2 separate regions of the Homo sapiens genome follow, and region 1 is linked to region 2. Evidence: read pairs that join two places in POLR2A ChIA-PET (ENCODE). Cell type or tissue: PC-9. All regions are shown on one strand. Links, peaks and the distances in the headings refer to the core of each region. The heading gives the core; the rest is flanking DNA. Region 1 has its middle 20 kb from the start of HNRNPD-DT. Region 2 overlaps SCD5 (stearoyl-CoA desaturase 5).

Region 1 (10,041 bases), core at 2,635-6,634, 390 kb after region 2:
CATACCTTATATCTTCTGACAATTCTTCTTCATTCTGCCTTTATATTAGGCCCTAAATTCAGAATAATAAAAATGTTAAGATGTTTTTTATCCTTCAAATATCTTTAGACTTCCTGAAATGACTGTTAGGTATCACAAATATTTGCTCATTCACTTTCTACTCAGGAAGAATAATTGAAATAATTGTTTGGCCTAGAGTGGTGGCTCATGCCTGTAATCCCAGCCACTTTGGGAGGCCAAGGCGGGCAGATCGCTTGAGCCCAGGAGTTTGAGGCCAACCTGGGCAACACAGTGAAACCCATCTCTGTGAAAAATACAAAATACAAAAAATTAGCCAGGTGTGGCAGTGCACGCTTGTGGTCCCAGCTACTTGGGAGGTTGAGGTTGGCAAATTGGTTGAGCCCAGGAGGCAGAGGTTGCAGTGAGCGGAGATCATGGGGAGATCATGGCACTGTACTCCAGCCTGGGCGACCCCAACTCAAAAAAAAAGAAAAAGAAAGAAAGAAATAATTAAGTGTGGGCATTTTTCAAACTTAAACAATGGTGAGAACTACTTTTTAGTAGCAATTAAAAAAAAAGGACAAAAGAAAAGGAAAAAACCCATATTTTATGAATTTTCTACAATGTGACATTTTTATTTTAAAAATAAGTAACTTAAAAATAGATATTACTCAGCCGGGCATGGTAGCTCATGCCTATAATCCCACACTTTGGGAGGCTGAGGCAGGCAGATCATGAGCTCAGGAGATTGACACCATCCTGGCTGACACAGTGAAACCCCGTCTCTACTAAAAAAATACAAAAAATTAGCTAAGCGTGGTGGCGGGCGCCTGTAGTCCCAGCTACTTGGGAGGCTGAGGCAGGAGAATGGCGTGAACCTGGGAGGCGGAGCTTGCAGTGAGCAGAGATCGCACCACTGCACTCCAGCCTGGGGGACAGAGCGAGGGTCCGTCTAAAAAAAAAAAAAAAAAAAGGTAAATAGAAATTTAGTTAAAAATAGAAAGTTAAAGAGCATATCAATCATATACATATTTAATGTATTTTAGTTTATCTAAATCTCTCTTGGTAAGCCAACAGCTGGAAGACATGCACTAAGAAAATGGGAAGCAGTTGGTAGAAATAATTTTTGGATATGTGGAGAAATAGCTGGGATTAAAAAAAAAGTGCTGTGGGAATCTGGGGTCATAAAGAGACTGTTGCAGAAGGGGGATGTTAGAAAGAACAAAAAACCGGGAATTTAATTTTTTTCACAGGAAAATGAAACAGAAAAAACTGCTTTGGATATAGCACAGAGCCAGTGAAGGATATACAATGGTACTTCTGAAACAAAGGGAAGAAAAGAATGCCCAGAAGTTTGTGTATAGGAGAACCTACCCAGCAGTTCTGCTGTGAGCATCAAGAGGGAAGGCTAGGTCTTTCTTCATGAAATGGAGAGCCTGGAGAATGCTGGGCTGGTAATGTCAGCAGATCAATTTACCTACTCAAAACTCATATTTCCACTTTCCTTTTGGGTTCACAAGGGTGATCTGCTAAGATGGCTAAAGTCTCTGGGGACTTTTTTTTTTTTTTTTCTGAGACAGCGTCTTGGTTTGTTGCCCAGGCTGGAGTGCAGTGGCATGATCTCAGCTCACTACAACCTCTGCTTACCTGGTTCAAGCTATTCTCCCACCTCAAACTCCCAAGTAGCTGGGATTATAGGTGTCCACCACCATGCCCAGCTAATTTTTTTTTTTTTGAGATGGAGTCTAGCTCTGTTGCCCAGGCTGGAGTGCAGAGGCGCGATCTTGGCTCACTGGAACCTCTACCTCCCAGGTACAAGCGATTCTCCTGCCTCAGCCTCCCAAGTAGCTGGGATTACAGGTGCCCGCTACCACACCCAGCTAATTTTTGTATTTTTAGTAGAGACGGGGTTTCATTGTGTTGGTCAGGCTGGTCTCAAACTCCTGACCTTGTGATCTGCCTGCCTCTGCCTCCCAAAGTACTGGGATTACAAGTGTGAGCCACTGTGCCCAGCCTAATTTCTGTATTTTTAGTAGGGACAGGGTTTTCCCATGTTGGCTGGGCTGGTCTCGAACTCCTGAGCTCAAGTTATCTGCCTGCCTGGGCCTCCCAAAGTGCTGGGATTACAGATATGAGCTACCACGCCCGGCCTCTGGGGACTTATTAATTTACTATATTTTGTTCTAAAGGAGGACTTTTAATGTTAGCTAGTAGTACAGTATATTGTATAGAAAAAAGGATAGAGGCATGCATAACAACTATTAGCACAAATACATATGTGCATTTTTTCTCTTCTAGCACTGATGTGACTCCTGTCATTAGCAGTTGTGACACACATTGCTTAAAATCAACAGCTGATTCAACATTTGGAAATATAAACTTTATGAATAAAAATTATATAATCCAATTGAAGATTTCTATAAGCTCACCCAAGAAGTATAATACCTCAGCTAACTACATTCTCGTTTGGGATTTTATTCTTCCTTTTTGCTTACAAATATTCTTGAATTTATATTCCTAAAGGCAAAAAAAAAAAAAAAAAAAAAGGCACATACTAAAATGAGCAACTGCTTCTCTTCTTTCTTTCTTTCTTTATTTTTTTGTTTTTTGGAGGGTGTGGGGACAGTGTCTCGCTCTGTTGCCCAGGCTAGAGTGCAGTGGCGCGATCTCAGCTCACTGCGACCTCTGCCTCCTGGGTTCAAGCGATTCTCTTGCCTCAGCCTCTGAGTAGCTGGCACCACAGGCACATGACATCGCGCCCAGCTAATTTTTGTATTTTCTGATAGAGGCGGGGTTTTGCCGTGTTGGCCAGGCTAGTCTCGAACTCCTGACGTCAGGTAATCTGCCTGCCTTGGCCTCCCAAAGTGCTGGGATTACAGGCATGAACACTGCGCCCGGCCCCTTTATTTATTTATTTACTTATTTAAAGACGGAGTCTCGCTCTGTCGCCAGGCTGGAGTGCAGTGGCGTGATCTTGGCTCACTGCAACCTCTGCCTCCCGGGTTCAAGCAATTCTCCTGCCTCAGCCTCCTGAGTAGCTGGGACTACAGGCGCGCGCCATCACACTCAGCTAATTTTTTGTTGTTGTTGTTGTTGTTGTATTTTTAGTAGAGACAGGGTTTCATCATGTTGGCCAGGATGGTCTCAATCTCTTGACCTCATGATCCACCCGCCTCGCCCTCTCAAAGTGCTGGGATTACAGGCGTGAGTCACCGCACCCGGCCACATTCTTTATTTTTAACAGCTTTTTTGAGCTATAATTCACATTTCATGCAATTAATTTATTTAAAGAGTAAAATTGTATGGTTTTTAGTGTATTGACAAAGCTGTGTACCCATTACTGCAATGAATTTCAGAACATTTGTATAGCCCCAAAAAGAAATTCTTTACCTATTAGCAATTGCTCCTTATTTCTCTCTGACGTCCCAGCCCTAGGCAACCACTACTGTCTGTTCCGTCTTTATAGGTTTGCTTCCGGGCATTTAATATACATGGAATCATACAATATGTGGCCTTGTGTTACTGGCTTTTTCACTTAACGTGATGTTCCCCGCTTCATCCATGTTGGAGTACATATCAGTACTTTATTCCTTTTTATCACTGAATAATAGTCTATCCTATGGTGTGAAAAAAAAAGCATGAACACAGCAGGCTGGAGACTGCTATCCTTAGAAAAGCCTGCTTACGGCCGGCCGGGCGCGGTGGCTCACGCCTGTAATCCCAGCACTTTGAGAGGCCGAGGGGGCGGATCACAAGGTCAGGAGATCGAGACCATCCTGGCTAGCACGGTGAAACCCCGTCTCTACTAAAAATACAAAAAATTAGCCGGGTGTGGTGGCGGGCGCCTGAAGTCCCAGCTACTCGGGAGGCTGAGGCAGGAGAATGGCGTGAACCCGGGAGGCGGAGCTTGCAGTGAGCCGAGATCGCACCACTGCACTCAAGCCTGGGGGAGGGAGCGAGACTCCATCTCAAAAATAAATAAATAAATAAATAAGTAAATCAATCAATCAATAAATAAAAAGAGAAGCCTGCTTACCAGATTGGCCCTTGACTGGTGTCTGGGACCTTGAATTTGGGGAGATTTCCACCATTCCCTAACTGATATGGATGGTTTATTCTGCCTTAACTATTTGTATGAACTCTGGTTTGTGCTATCCACCTGTTTTCCGCCTAGAGTCTGCAATCTTGGTACATGCTACGCAGAGGGTGCCTACATGATCAGCTCCCAATAAAAATCTTAGGCATTGAGTCACGAATGAGTTTCCCTGGCAGACACCATTTCACAAATTATTACAATTCATTGCTGGGGGATTTAATCTCATCCTGGGTGACTCCACTGGGAGAGGACTCTTGGGAAGCCTGTGCCTGGCTTCCTCTTGACTTTGCCCTTAGTTGATTTTGCTTTGTATCCTTTTGCTGCTATAAACCTTAACCATGACTATGACTACATCCTGTGGGTCCTCTCATCAAATACAGGGGTGAGCTTGGAGGCCTCCAAGACATATGAATATAGCTTATTTTACTTATCCATTCATTAGCTGATGGACATGTGGATTATTTCCACTTCTTGGCTATTATGAATAAATGCTACTATGAACATTCATGCACGGGTTTCTGTGTAGACTTTCATTTTTCTTGGTTATTGTTGTATAATAGAGAATTTGGCCTCATCCGTGGTTCCTGGGGAGAGACTCTAAATCCTTGTAATTTCCGAAGTAATAGGAGTATCTTTGTTTTTCATGAGGCTCTCAGATCACACCTGAGTTTACACTGAGGTGACTCATGCTGGGCACCTTAGAAAGCTTCAGGAAGGGGGCTGATCATGTGATTACAGAGTTGGGGCTTTGAGGCATGTGATATCACCCAGTGTCCTGGGAGGGGAAGAGTCTGAGTCCATTCCTGTGGCTGTTGATTCAATTAATCATGCCTACTTAATGGAACACCAATACTGAATACTGAACCTCAGTGGAGCTTCCTGGTTTATGAACACGTCAGTGTGTCAAGAAGGTGACACATCCAGAGACAGCACAGCAGCTCTGTGTTTGGGACCCTCCCCGACCTCTCCCCATGTGTCTCTTCATTTGGCTGGTTCTGATACGTATCCTTTATAATAAAATCGTAATCACAAATATAGAGCTTTCCTGAGTTCTGTGTCATTCTAGTGAATTATCAGACCTTAAGGGGATGTGGGAGCTTCCAAACTTATAGCCGGTAGGTCAGAAGTGAAGGTGGTCAGAAATGTAGACTACAGTGAACCATGATTGCGCTACTACACTCCAGCTGAGCCTATGGAGTGAGACTCTGTCTCTTAAAGAGAGAGAGATTGGAAAGAGAGAGGGAAAGAGAGAGAGAAAGAGAGAGAGAGAAACAGAGAAACAGAGAAACAGAGAAAGCTGACCAGAAGATCTTGGTGGCAGAATTCAGGAATGGTGGTAACACTCTAAACTTTATATGCCTATTTTCAGAGTGAAAGTGCTTGGGGGTGGAGTGTAGAGGACTCTCTTTTGTTACTGTATATATTTCTGTGTGTCTGGATTTTTAGAATTAAATTGTATTCATATAGTACTTGTGTGTTTTAAAATTATTTTAGGTCTGGTGTGGTGGCTGACACCTATAATCCCAACACTTTGGGAGGCCAAGGTGGGAAGATTGCTTGAGCCTGGGAATTCAAGACCAACCTGGGCCACAGAGTGGGACTCTGCTTCTACAAAAATTATCCTGGCATGGTGGCACACACCTGTAGCCCCAGCTACTCAGGAGGCTGAGGTGGGAGAGTTTCCTGAACCTGGGAAGTTGAGGCTGCAGTAAAACGTGATTAAGCCACTTCACTCCAGCCTGGATGATAGGAGTGGCCCTGTCTCAAAAATAAAATAAAATAAATAAAATACTTTTAAAGTAAAAATGAGAATACATAAACTGGGTATGGTCCTCTTATCTCAGCTACTGGGGACCTAAAGCAGGAGGACCCCTTGAGCCCAAGAGTACAAGACAAGCCTGGGCAACATAGCAAGATTCTGTCTCAAAAAAAATATATATAGTACAAAATAATATAACACAGTGGTAGACAGTAGAAGGAGACTGACTTAAACCCAGGAAGAAGAGATGGGCTATACTATGTGCTAGGCCTATCATGCTGTTTGCAACACACAAGAGGTCACAATGAACTGTTTGTGAACTGAATGATGTAGTGATGTTGGCAACTTCCTGAGGAAGAGCATGAAGGCAGCCTTGGTCTCTGCTGTAGCCCACAGGGAGGTATGCCATCTTCCTGAGCCTTTAGCTGGAAAGTGATCTATGGTCTACAGCAGCGATCCCCAACCTTTTTGGCACCAGGGACAGTGACACCCGAAGTGTGTTGCTTATGTCCAGTCTACTCCGTAATCTCGTTCTGGTTGCTGTCACTGCAGAAAACCCTGCTTCACAAAGATAGGACGCTGGAAATGGAAGCAGGCTTTCCAGTACTTTTGTGGCAATCTCAGGATAATCCACCTTGACTTTAATCCAGAACATATGGAGATTTGAAGTTGACTCAAACATACTGTTTTTTTTTTCCTTTTTGTTTGTTTGTTTATGTTTGAGACAGAATCTTGCTCCATCACCTCATTAGTGTAAACTCAGGTGTGATCTGAGAGTCTCATGAAAAACAAAGATACTCCTATTACTTCAGATATTACAAGGATTTAGAGTCTCTCCCCAGGAACCAGGGACGAGGCCAAATTATTATACATGGATGCTCTGCATCCATCTCCTCACAGAGCTACAAGAAAAATGAAAGTCTACACAAAAACCTGTACATGAATGTTCATAGTAGCATTATTCATAATAGCCAAGAAGTGGAAATCGCCCAGGCTGGAGTACAGTGGTGCAATCTCAGCTCATTGCAATCTCTGCCTCCTAGGTTCAAGTGATTCTCCTGCCTCAGCCTCCTGAGTAGCTAGGCCTACAGGCACGCACCAACACACCCAGCTAATTTTTGTATTTTTAGTAGAGATAGGATTTCACAATGTTGGCCAGGCTGGTCTCGAACTCCTGAACTCAGGTGATCTGCCTGCCTCAGCCTCTGAAAGTTCTGGGATTACAGGTGTGAGCCACCGCGCCTGGCCTCAAACTCTTTTGAAAGCTGAGAGAGGTGATTACGCACCAGCTGGGAGAAAGAAGGCCCTGGCTCAGCCTCTTTCAAAATCTCTGCTAATGTTTGAAACGTGTCAGAAATCCCAATGTTCACTTGTCGGCCCCATAATTCCAGTTTGGTTTTGAATGCAGCCACCTTATCTGCTGACTTGAACAAAGTTGTCGTTTTCCCCTGAAGTGACAGATTGAGTTTGTTGACCAGGTTGATATGTCACACAAGTAAACAAGTTTTGTGACCCATTCTGTGTCACTGAAATGTGCTGCCAGTGGTGATCGTTTTTCTAAAAGAAATACCTGGAGCAGCTCTTGTAACCCAAAAACTCTGGCCAGTGAGCTACCTTTAGAAATCCATCTCACCTCTGTGTATAAGAGAAGACGTGTGTGCTCTGCATCCGTCTCCTTGCAGACCTGCATGAACAGATGAGTTAAGGGCATGTACTTTAATGTGGCTGATAATTTTAATCACATCCTGCAAAACGTTGTTAAGTTCAGGTGACATTTTTTGGCTAGCCAGCATTTCTCTATGGATGACACAGTGTGTAGACTCATATTCAGAAGTGACCTCATGGCTGGGGACGGTGGCTAATGCCTGAATTCCCAGCACTTTGGGAGGCCAAGGCGGGTGGATCACCTGAGGTCGGGAGTTCGAGATCATCCTGACCAACATGGAGAAACCTCATCTCTACTAAAAATACGAAATTAGCAGGGCATGGTGGTGCATGCCTGTAATCCCAGCTACTAGGGAGGCTAAGGCAGGAGAATCGCTTGAATCTGGGAGGCAGAGGTTGCAGTGAGCCGAGGTCAGGCCATTGCACTCCAGCTTGGGCAACAACAGTGAAACTCCATCTCAAAAAAAAAAAAAAAAAAAAAAAGGTGATCTCTTTCACCCAAGTAGTGAAACCAGAAAGCTCTCCAGTCATGGCAGCCGCTCAGTCCATGCATATACCAACACAAGATGACCAATTCAGTTTTCCTGATATGTAATTATTCAAAGACTTGAATAGTTCTGCAGCTGTGGTGTTGGTTGGCAACAAAAGTGCATATAACATATTCTCATGCACATCCTCCTGAAAAAATATCACACAAAAACAAGCATTGTTGCCTTGTTGTCAATATCAGTAGACTCATCAATCTGGATGGCATACCATGGTGACTCACTAATCTTGACAATCGTGCCTCAATATCCTCTGCTATTTCATCAATTCATCTAGTGCCTCTGCAGCCTCTCCTAAAAACTAACGGCAAATGTCTTTAGCAGGAGGCAGGATCAACTCTTCACCAATAGCAAAGGGCTTCTTAGCTTTTGCAATGTGGTTAGCCACTAAGAATGATGCTCTCAGTGCAGACACATTTGATGAAGTGGTGGCCTTCAATAATTGCTTTTGTTCTTTGTGTTCACTTTTTTTCTTTTTTTTTTTTTCTGAGATGGAGTCTCGCTCTGTTGCCCAGGCTGGAGTGCAGTGGCATGATCTTAGCTCACTGCAACCTCAGCCTCCCGGGTTCAGGCAATTCTCCCTGCCTCAGCCTCCTAAGAAGCTGGGATTACAGGCGCCCACCACCACACCTGGCTAATTTTTGTATTTTTTAGTAGAGACAGGGTTTCGCCATGTTGGCCAGGCTGGTCTTGAACTCCTGACCTCAGATGATCCACCTGCCTCAGCCTCCCAAAGTGCTGGAATTACAGGCATGAGCCACCGCACCAGGCCTGTTTTTTTCTTTTGAAAAAATGCCAAAGGCTGGCCGGGCGCGGTGGCTCATGCCTGTAATCCCAGCACTTTGGGAAGCCAAGGTGGGTGGATCACCTGAGGTCAGGAGTTCGAGACCAGCCTGGCCAACATGGTGAAACCCCGTCTCTACTAAAAATACAAAAATTAGCTGGGCGTGGTGGCGTGTGCCTGTAATCCCAGTTACTCGGGAGGCTGAGGAGGAGAATCACTTGACCACGAGAGGCGGATGTTACAGTGAGCCGAGATTGTGCCAATGCACTCCAGCCTGGGTGACAGAGGGAGACTCCCTCTCAAAAAAAAAAAAAAAAAAATCCAAAGGCTTGTCTTTTAGTGCAGGGTGCTTGGTCTCCATGTGGCAAAGAAGTTTTGAAGGTTTCATGGCTTTGCTGGATAGCCGGTTGCCACATATTATACAAGGCAGGCTTGGAGAATGTGAATCGCCTGTTGCAATGAACCTGTAATTTAAGTAGGACTCTTGGCATTTTCTTTTAAATGCACCTTTCTTTTTGTTGGCAGTCTTCTGCTGTCTCATTATTGGGTCTTTCCCCTTTTTAAGGAAGCTCTTGGCCGGGTGTGGCGGCTCATGCCTGTAATCCCAGCACTTTGGGAGGCTGAGGCGGGTGGATCACGAGGTCTGGAGTTTGAGACCAGCCTGACCAATATGGTGAAACCCCGTCTCTACTAAAAATACAAAAAGTAGCCAGGTGTGGTGGCGCACACCTGTAATCCTGGCTACTCAGGAGGCTGAGGCAGGAGAATCGCTTGTTGCAGTGAGCCGAGATGGCGCCGCTGCACTCCAGCCTGGGCGACACAGCGAGACTCCATCTCAAATAAATAAATAAATAAATAAATAAATAAATAAATAAAAATAAAAGAAGCTCTCCAGTGACATTTGCTTTTTCTCATTTTGGCTAGGGCTAGCTTGTGGGCTTAGCAAAACTGTGACTGAGACAAGTGCACAGTGATGGAAAGAGGCAAAGACAGAAGTGGTAAATCAAATAAAGGGCAGGCCACACATGGACTAAAATAAACGTCAGATTCTGACTTAAAGCCTGCCACCAGATGCAGCTGTACAATTGAAGTACATCGACTCATCTGCCACTTTAAAGCTTGCCACTAGATGAAGCTTAATTGTCACTTGCTGATAAGGTTTTGATATGAGTCTGCAAACAACTAATTTATT
Region 2 (4,000 bases), core at 1-4,000:
CTGGAAAGGTCTGGCTCCTGTGTTTTACATTTCAGTGTGCTCTTCCCAGTAGAGCGGTAGGTTACTCTGGGCACAGGGAATTTTTAAACACCCTTGTGGGAGGGTTCCTGGAACTGAATTAAAAGAAAAAAAAAAAAAGGGAAAACCAGTGACTTAGAATGTGTTCTTTACCAAGATTCTCCATGGTGACATACTTTCCCCAGACTGATCGTTTTCTTGGTTGGTCATTTTCCACATCTTTCAAGTGACACAGAATCTCACTGATGAAGTCCTAACAGGATTTCTGTTCTCTTGCCTCAGATTTTGCTTCAAAAGGGAGCATTTATAAGGCCAGTGCATCCTCACTTAACCTCACACAGCAGGTACTTTTTATTTGCACAAACAATCTAGGAACAAAGATCTTGCTTAGGAGGAGGGAGCTAACTGTGTGAAACAAAACAATAGCTTTTGGCCGGAGTGGACGGAAAACCTTATTTTAAAGGGCAGATGTCAGAAAAATGTGTAGAGCGGGACTGTGGCATAGCCATTGTGTAAAACCTTTCAGTCAAACAAGGCATGTACAATGCCTACTTAAGGTAAGTGCTTGATCTACGTTGCTCCTGGTGGCTATTGGGAAGTTTTTGAAGATTGCCTTGTTTTTTTTTTTTTTTTTTTAAGGCAAAGTCTCGCTCTTGTCCCCCAGGCTGGAGTGCAATGGTGTGATCTCGGCTCACTGCAACCTCTGCCTTCTGGGTTCAAGCGATTCTCCTGCCTCAGCCTCCCCAGTAACTGGGACTACAGACATGCACCACCATGCCGAGCTAATTTTTATATTTTTAGTAGTTTCACCATGTTGGCCAGGCTGGTCTCGAACTCCTGAACTCAGGTGATCCGCCCACCTCGGCTTCCCAAAGTGCTGGCATTACAAGCATGAGCCACTGCGCCTGGCCGAAGATTGCCTCTTAAATAGAGAAAAAACATCAAATATCAATGAGCTTGAAAATGAAACAAGACATGAATAGAGTTTAGAAATCAGGTTTAAATTTATTTTCTTCCTATATCACTACCTATTCTATCAAGATTGTCACACACTTGGCTATTTGGGCTGTGTTGGTTTTAGCTTGGTTCTCTGAAGAGACAGTGGCTTACAAATGCAGCCTATGACCTAAATTGGAAAGGCCGTCTCTAATAGCACCCTCCTCCTTAACATCAAAAAGCATTTATTAAGCAAGTAATTAATCACTTACAGCCTGGGCCACCCGTTGTGTAAGAAAACAAAGACCAGGTCTCTACCCTTCTCCCTTTCATAACTGAAAGGAACAGCTGTAATTTCCCCCAGTACCCTAACCAACTTACTATTCTTTAGGCAGGGGTAGATAATGGAAAATATTCTTACTTTCAAACTTCCATGCATGAAGTTAGAAATGAATTTCTTTCTTAAAAAAATGAATTTCTAAAATGTAATTGTCCCGTGGAATAGTTTATCAACCCACCCCTCTAATAGGTTCGTAAGAAGCTTTTGCAGATGGTTACAATAAAGCTCATCTCTGTTCTCAGCCTATGACTCACTTGAGTGTCCCCAGAAACATTTGTTTTGCCCTGGCGTCTCTGTTAGCAAAAGGAGATATTTGTTAGGAAGTGTGAATAATGCCTACATATCTCCCCCTTCCACCTCTCACCCCCACATCCATTGTTTGGCTGTGTAGCAATTGAAGAGTGGGTGAGTCATTAGCATTTTTTAGCTATACTCAAATTACTGTAGACTCTGTAGAGGGAGAAAAAATAATTTTCTCTCCACCCCTTGTCATTTTTAGCAGGGAAAGACCCCCTGCAGCAAAAGACAGACTAGCAAGAGAAAAACAAATCGAAATTTATTGACATATATACCTCAGGTATACATGGGAGGTAACCAGGAAACGAGTAATTCTCAAGGAGGTGACTTTGCATTCAGGCTTACATACGATTTTCAACAAAGAACAGTAAATTTATAAGGAAGTGACAGGACAAACGAAAAGGACTTTGAGTCTGGAGGGAAGGCAAATTGATAAAGGGTGGTTAGTAAGGCTTGTTATGTAGATTCCTTTGATGTCTTAAAGCTGCTAGGGGTCTAACTTTGTCTTGCATGGTCATCCTTTGCTTTTCCTTATAAAGAGGGGAGGAAGACCCTTTTGCCTTTGTAAATCTGTGTCCTGCTTTTAGGCAAATAAGGGGAGGGCAGAGAGCTCTTCTTGTATCTGCTTCTTTTCAATTGCTTTCAGCTCAAAATAATCCTTATGCCAGAGTAGTGTATTTTGGAGCGGCATATTCTGGTTTCCTACAGCATCATCTGGAGCTGGGGGGATGGGGGGTGGTGAGCGAAGCCACTACCCTGTGAGTATAGATGAGATCTGCACTTTACTTGGCAGAGCTCCCATGAGAACTGGAAGAAGTCACAGCTATTAGAGCTAATATTCCCTACAGACAGAGCTGGGCTTCCATTAGTGTGCTCCACTGTGGCTCTACTAGTTGTTAAAATGTTGAAATAGTGAATAGCTGCTGCCTTCCCTGGTACTCCTGGAATCGCCAACAATCCAGGAGCTAAAGGGTTATTGCCTGGCCCAGCTGCAGGGCTTAAATCTGCATCTGTTCTGACTGGTTTTGATTAGCTGGTGCCCTGTGGGTTGTCAGATATTTTTAATATCACCTCTGCATTTGCATCCTCTTCTTACATAATCCGTATAATCTTCAGCTTCTATCCCTTTCACGGTTCTAGTTTAATGAGAACTTAAAAAAAAACAGTCTGTTATTCTGGCTTAAAGTTATGTCCCGAAACCATGTAAAGAAAGGTATTACAGCACTGTCTAAATTCTGGGGCTTTCACTCACTTGTCTGAATAGAAACTCCTTTTGCAGTAGAAGCAATGTGTATCTAAAATGTGATTTTATTTTCTGGTTTACAATTGCTGTTGTATACGATTTCCTCCCCCCAAAAAGAATTGATATTAATTTTATCATCAGAGAAAAATAACACCATAAAGATAAAATTGCGAAGCTATTTCTTTTTGGTGTTAGGGGTTGGGAATATGATGTAGAAGATGGCACTGCAGATTTAGGTGTACTCGTCACTCACAATTCATTTTCCCATGAGGCTGTATATTGTGTCTAGGTTCTCGGGCTAGCCTGGGGTCAGCGTCACTCAAACCATCACCTGAAGCGTTGTATAGGTAATTTTTTTAAATTATAGAAAGTGTGAAACATATACAAAGGTAAAGAGAACTGTTACCGCTGCCTCACATGCACCTGGGGATTTTTTTTCTTTGAAACCATTTTACTGTGATGTGTAATTTCAAGCTCATAGAACAGTTGTTAAGAATAGTATCAGGATCTCCCGTAGACTCTATCCAGATTCGCCAGCTGACATCTTGCCTCATTTGCTTTATCATTTCCTCTGTGTATGTATATACGTTATATACGTGTGTATGTATAGAATCTATATATTTTTTTCTGAACCATTTAAGAATAAATTGGAGACATTCTGTCCTTTTATCTCTAAATATTTTAGTGTATATTTTCTGAGAACAAGAATATAACCACAGCACAGTTATCAAAATCTGGACATTTCTTTCTTTCTTTTAAAAAATCTTTTTCTTTTTTTTAATTTTAATTTTTTTCCTTTTTTTTTTTTTGAGACAGAGTTTCACTCTTGTTGCCCAGGCTGGAGTGCAATGGTGCGATCTCGGCTCACTGCAACCTCCGCCTCCTAGGTTCAAGCGATTCTCCTGCCTCAGCCTGCCAAGTAGCTGGGATTACAGGCATGCGCTGCCACGCCCAGCTAATTTTGTTATTTTCGTAGAGATGGGGTTTCTCCATGTTGGTCAGGCTGGTCTCGACCTCCGACCTCAGGTGATCCGCCCACCTCGGCCTCCCAAAGTGCTGGGATTACAGGTGTGAGCCACCGCGCCTGGCCAATTTTTTTCCTTTTTAAATCTGGCCTTCCTGAGTAAAAAATCTGGAAATTTACTTTTGATATTCTCTACTGCACA

Evidence for each region. ChIA-PET counts read pairs that join two places held together with the same protein. Peaks named below come from ENCODE experiments on the same cell type or tissue, not always from the same donor. Only the 100,000 strongest peaks of a DNase experiment are listed, where the experiment ranks them.
Region 1: POLR2A ChIA-PET joins it to region 2 with 6 read pairs; 2 of 35 experiments call an interaction of 5 or more read pairs at or near these places.

What each region holds. Positions count from the first base shown.
Region 1 is chr4:82,389,929-82,399,969 of GRCh38, reverse strand. No RefSeq gene overlaps it. Among named protein-coding and RNA genes, the nearest start is that of HNRNPD-DT, 20 kb to the right of the region's middle. In PC-9, for the core only: no CTCF peak of the experiment used is centred there; a DNase peak (open chromatin) is centred at 4,909; H3K27ac peaks cover 1,703 bases.
Region 2 is chr4:82,783,447-82,787,446 of GRCh38, reverse strand. The region is part of intron 1 of SCD5 (stearoyl-CoA desaturase 5); the gene reads left to right. Among named protein-coding and RNA genes, the nearest start is that of SCD5, 13 kb to the left of the region's middle. In PC-9, for the core only: no CTCF peak of the experiment used is centred there; DNase peaks (open chromatin) are centred at 1,636 and 1,966; H3K4me3 peaks cover 878 bases; H3K27ac peaks cover 2,815 bases.